Linked DNA regions of Homo sapiens: region 2 is linked to region 1. Evidence: read pairs that join two places in POLR2A ChIA-PET (ENCODE). Cell type or tissue: GM12878. All regions are shown on one strand. Links, peaks and the distances in the headings refer to the core of each region. The heading gives the core; the rest is flanking DNA.

What was found. ChIA-PET counts read pairs that join two places held together with the same protein. Peaks named below come from ENCODE experiments on the same cell type or tissue, not always from the same donor. Only the 100,000 strongest peaks of a DNase experiment are listed, where the experiment ranks them.
Region 2: POLR2A ChIA-PET joins it to region 1 with 47 read pairs; 14 of 35 experiments call an interaction of 5 or more read pairs at or near these places.

What each region holds. Positions count from the first base shown.
Region 1 is chrX:13,086,214-13,089,129 of GRCh38, reverse strand. The region is part of intron 3 of LOC105373133 (a long non-coding RNA gene); the gene reads right to left. Among named protein-coding and RNA genes, the nearest start is that of FAM9C, 43 kb to the right of the region's middle. RefSeq lists enhancers at 1,326-1,485, 1,556-1,775. In GM12878, for the core only: no CTCF peak of the experiment used is centred there; DNase peaks (open chromatin) are centred at 1,349 and 1,709; H3K4me3 peaks cover 726 bases; H3K27ac peaks cover 2,500 bases.
Region 2 is chrX:13,004,141-13,007,056 of GRCh38, reverse strand. No RefSeq gene overlaps it. Among named protein-coding and RNA genes, the nearest start is that of TMSB4X, 30 kb to the right of the region's middle. RefSeq lists enhancers at 906-955, 2,289-2,348 and a silencer at 2,799-2,848. In GM12878, for the core only: no CTCF peak of the experiment used is centred there; DNase peaks (open chromatin) are centred at 782 and 1,266; H3K4me3 peaks cover 354 bases; H3K27ac peaks cover 2,500 bases.

The sequences.
Region 1 (2,916 bases), core at 220-2,719:
ATTGTTCAAATTTCTTAGTTATTAAATATTGCTTTTGAAAATTAAATATTGTTTTATAAAAAATACTGTTTTATGAAAAATTTATTGAACTTTTCATAATGAAAAATTCACTTACGAAAATAATATTTCACCTAAGCTTGCTGATCCTTTTTTGTGTGTTTTGTGACGGGGTCTTGCTCTGTTGCCCAGGCTGGAGTACAGTGGTGCGATCACAGCTCACTACAGCCTTGACCTCCCAGGTTCAAGCAATCCTCCCACCTCAGCCTCCCAAGTAGCTGGGACCACAAGCACATACCACCATGCCTGAATTTATTTTTTATTTTTTATGGAAACAGTGGCATCTAGCTATGTTGCCCCGGCTGTCTTGAACTCCTGGGCTCAAGTGATCCTCCTGCCTTGGTCTCTCAAAATGTTGGGATTACAAATGTGAGCTACCACGCCCAACCTGATCCCTAATTAATTAATTAATAACATGAAATGGGGGCACAGCAACATGCTAATAGTCTAATCCACATGATGGAAGTGAGAATGTCAGTTCTAAGTTCCTCCTGTATTTTTTCCACTCTTCTGCTTATAAGAAGGTCATCATGATTACATATAACATATGCCATACAAAAAGCCACTACTGTTACTTTCAGGTATGATGAATAAAAAGATTGCCCAGGCAAGTTGAGCAGGAGATGGCTGCTCTTGCAGTCTAATTAAGGGACAATGTGCCACCACCATTCTCTTAACCCACTGAGAGAACACAGGAAACGCCAGCTGCCGGAGCAGAGTTGGAGAAGAGATGGGGTGGCAGCGGCTGGGGTCTAGCTGAGACGTCCTTCTGTTTTCTTGGGTTAACAAAGGGGAAGAGACAAACCTTTAGCAAATGCATCCAGCTCAGAGCACATTTAAGCAAACTCTGCGGAGTGTGAGGAGGGTGTCTGGTGGCCCCAGAGAGTGGCTATGTTGGAACCCATGGCTGTGGCCATCGTACTCTTCTATCTTCAGGAAACTGCTCACCTTGTGATCAGAACTTTGACATTATTGGCCACTGGGTGACCAGATGCTGTCCTTAATGGCACTGGATATGTGTCTATTGTCATTTACAAGAAAAGAAGCTTCAGCCGTTCCTTAGGCGATACACAGAGTTAACTTGTAAGGTATGATGTGAGATTCACATGAGATCATGTTGTCCTCCATGCTCTCTAATTATTCTTTGGTTGGTATTGGTCTCAGCAGGAGAGATTGCAAGTCTTCTGGTCTCACAAACTACCCCTCCCACGCCAATCCCATCTGCTCCATCATGGGGCATCATCTTGCCGTTGGTCAGCCATGTTCCCCTATCTCATACTGATGCTTCCTTGGAAGTCCCCGTGCTAAACCACATTACTTTACCCTGGAGATGCCCCAACTCCTCCCCAAGGCCTAGGTGAAGTGACTCAACCATATGTACACAGTATCCTCAGATGTACACAGTATCCTCTCCATGGTAGTGAATCTGTATACTAATTTATACATAATCGATTTATGGGTGTAAAGACTTCACAAATAACTAAACATACAAAATGTGAATTCTCCTTCCTTCTCCTAGCTTAAGATTAGCTCAAAGACAATGAAAGCTGTACTGTGCTGTGCAATCTTCTCACGACCCACACGAAACAGGAAGCTCCTGGGGGTTTCTCACAAGCATGTGATAGATAGTTGTGGTTTCAGTGCAACAGTCAGGTAGATTTTGCAGCCGGAAACATTCACACAAAACATCCTTTATGGCTTCTGTCCAACTCCAGTGTTAGTCAGATGCAGTCCCTTTTACACTTTGACAAAAACCATTTGATTTCTCACACTGTATTTATTTTTTCTTATTGCAATGTCTTGTCTGAAGATACCAGACAAAGGATGACAAACTGGAGCCAGCTGAAGTGCAGGGCCCTTTCTCAGCTGCTCTTAAGAATCCCTCTCAGCACTTTGGGAGGCTGAGGCGGGTGGATCACCTGAGGTCGGGAGTTCGAGACCAGCCTAACCAACATGGAGAAACCCCATCTCTACTAAAAATACAAAATTAGCTGGGCGTGGTGGTGCACACCTGTAATCCCAGCTACTCAGGAGGCTGAGACAGGAGAATCTCTTGAACCCAGGAGGCGAAGGCTGTGGTGAGCCGAGATTGTGCCATTGCACTCCAGCCTGGGCAACAAGAGCAAAACTCCATCTCAAAAAGAAAAAGAATCCCGCAGATTGAGCCATTTTCCCCTGAGCAATAATCCCTCAAGCTTCTAAAGACACCACTTAGAGAAGGAAGAGCCTCGCCCCACTAATGCAGCTGAGTGATGCCCTTTGGGAAATTAGGCTAAGAGGGAATACCTTTTAGCTGCCTTCTGTTATTAATCTGGTCTCAATACCAATCAATGTTATTTATCACTACTGAACAAGCATTAATGCAGAGTCTGAAAGGGGCCTTAAATCTCGTGTAGTATGCTCAGAATCCTAGGAATCACACTTTTAGATCCCAATGGTATTGGGTCAAGGTTTTCCCTTCCATGGCAGATGAAGTTCACAATTTAGGATGCATGCTCACAAGCTTTGCAAGGAGATTACACTTCCGTTATGAAGAAAAAAGCAAACAAAAAAGAAAACCTCTTGCACCATTAATTTCAACTGCAATCAAATTGCAAGATTTTAAGATGATATATCTTGCACAAAGGTATTGTAGATAGAAGAGAAGCCTTTGTAAATATTTATATATTTCTCCATTGAGGGTTTTTAATTTTTGTTTTGTTTTGTTTTGTTTTTGTTTTTGTTTTTTTTAACTTCAGACAGAGAGCAAAGGAAACAGAGCTGGGTCACGATATCTCAAATGGAGGATGGTTTCTCTTACTCGTCTTCCATTTCCTCTATTCCTCATTCTCAAAGTCACACACCTTAATAAACACCCCA
Region 2 (2,916 bases), core at 269-2,768, 82 kb after region 1:
CCTTGTTTATCATTCTCTGAGAAACAAATGTTCTCCAGGGGTTCCGTATTTTAAAAGGAAACTAATTTTTCCTCATCCCTCAAAAAATTCGAGGAAAGCTGGGAGAAGGCATTCATAGGCAGATAAGTAACAACTTATTTCCAAAAACTAGATGCAAAGGCTGCAGGCCTACAAAATGTTGTCTTTTATAGACTCCTCACTTTTATAAGATGCAAAAAAAAAAAAAATCAGAGGAATAGCTTGTAACAAATGGTTACAACTATGGAAATACAGGAATGGCCAAAAAAAGGCAAAATTCCACTATAATAGTGTCATGTGCTTTTCCTCATTGGTTCCTCCTATTTAAACCCTTAGCATGTCTCTCCATCTTCTCTTACCCTCTCAAGCTACATTTCAGATGGCCCCAACTCCCTGATTTGTTTTCACATATCATTTAAGGGCTAGCAGGGCAAAACCTTCTGAAAAGTCATGCAGATGATCATTTGCCTGGCACGCTTTTTTTTAAGTCAGGACTCAAATGAATTGAAAAGTTGCAAACATATTATTTGCAGGCAATGTGCTCAGACCCCCTTGCCTCGATAGTGGGCTGCATGAAGCAGTGGTGGTGCACCATCATCCACCATTTCTGGTGCCAAGTTTTGTCTCGTGTCCAGCTGAAATGTTAGTCATCTTATAGAGCTGCTTGGAAGATGCTATTACATGTAAGTCCCAGCAGTTTTTTCCTCTCAGTACTAGCTTTTTGTGAACGTCATGAGACTGGGAGAAAATCTCTCTGCCAACAAGTGCTCAGTAAAAACCTCCATCCCAGAAATTACCCTGATATATGCAAGTGTGGCAGCGTGAGAGGCAAGTGGGTTGGCAAAGGGCCACGTGGATTCACATGCCACTACCTTCTATTTCCCTTTGTTCAGCTGTGCTGTTCGCACAGGGTGGTGGGTTCTCTCTCTCTTTTTCTTTTTTCTCCTTACTCTTAGCTTTTCTTTCTCTCTCTTTCTTTCTTTTCTTTCTTTCTTTCTTTCTTTCTCTCTCTCTCTCTCTCTCCCTCTTTCTTTCTTTCTTTTTTTTGGCAGTTGAGCTTTGAGCAGTGATGCGTTTTGTTTCAAAAGAGAATCACCAACAGAAAGGGATTGCTCATTGCTCATCTAACTTCAGGGCTCTCTTCTTGTAGAATGCTTCTGCCCACTCACTGTTTCATATGAGAAAGCATTTAAATTCAAAACTCACAAAGTCAGAACTGAAAGTATGTGGGTTTCAGTTCTCCTTATCCGTTTTCCCTTCTTTAAAAACTAAGGAGCCCTATTTGGAGATGTGCGTGCCTGCCAGGAATGAGGTGTGGGGCTCTAGGGTGCTGCGCTGGAACCCATGATGACATGGTTGGCCTATTCATCATAGACCTTTAGAAATGGAAAGAACCAGAAAAGGGCCTGGAAAGAACCTAATTCAATTATTAGGAAGAACCGAATTCATTACTTTTAATGGCAAAAACTGCAATTACTTTTGCCCCAATTTAATACATCATTTTACAAATGAGAAAATCAAAGCCAGAGAGAATGACCTGTCCAAAGTCACATGGCTAATTAGACCCTGTATCACATGTAGACCCTTGTATCTTGGCTGCATTTGGGTGTAGTTGCCAATGTATGTTTGAACTTGGATCTACAACTCCTCAGCAAAGTCAGAGAATCATGCAATTAAAAAAAAAAATGGAGCTAACAGCAAGTCCCAGCATCTCCCCTTAGTTTTGAAGAAGGCAGCATAAACCAGGATCTAGACCCAAAGCAGAGGTCTTGGTAGTTTTTACATGAAGAAACTCATGTGATTCCCAACCAATTCTATGCAACCACAGTTAAAGTGATTTATCTTCAACATCTGGCAACCTAAAGAACTGAAGTAGAGATGACGTTGGGAAGCTGAGTTCCAGGAACATTTTTGTCATGGAGGTAAGGTTCCTGGGTCATCATGAATTAGATGAAAAAGCTCCTTATAACTGGCCACAAAGAAGGCATCAATGACTTTACTAGGTGAAAATGTGGACTAGTGTTTGGATTTTCAAAACAAGCTGATATCAGCCACATGTAAGACCAAAGCAATAGTCACAAAGAAATCCAAAGGACAGCCTCTGGGCTGAGAATTAATAGATCCTTTTCAACAATTTTTACGATAACTTGTTGACAAGATGATTGTATAGACTATGATGAAAAGACATGAGAAAAAACAATTTGCAAGTAAGACTGAAGTACAGGTGGAAAAGGTGGTTAATGGGGTCATCTTTTTGCCCCTGGCCCTTCTAGCAGCCAATGGGTCAGGGCTGGACCCTTTATCCATCCAATCAAGAGGCCATAATGTTCCTCTCTGGAGCAGCAGAGAACTGAAAGATGCTACCAAAGTGTGAAAAGAGAAAGCAAAGCAAACTTCAAAGGACAAAGTCTGCAAAGATTGAAACTGTCAGTCTATGAATATGTGGCCCGATTCTTACTAGATGGACGTCAGAGGCCCTTCACTTTATACTAAAATATATTTAAAATATTGCAGCTGGGCGTGATAGCTCATGCCTGTAATCCCAGCACTTTGGGAGGCCGAGGTCGGTGGATCACGAGGTCAGGGGTTCAAGACCAGCCTGACCAACATGGTGAAACCCTGTCTCTACTAAAAATACAAAAATTAGCTGGGCGTGGTGGCGGGCGCCTGCAATCCCAGCTACTCAGGAGGCTGAGGCAGGAGAATTGCTTGAACTTGGGAGGCGGAGTTTGCAGTGAGCTGAGATCGCGCCACTGCACTCCAGCCTGGGTGACAGAGCGAGACTCCGTCGCAAAAAAAAAAAAAAAAAAAAAAAAAAAATTATTGCAACAGCCTGCGGCTGGGCGTGGTGGCTCAAGCCTGTAATCCCAGCACTTTGGGAGGCTGAGTCGGGTGGAT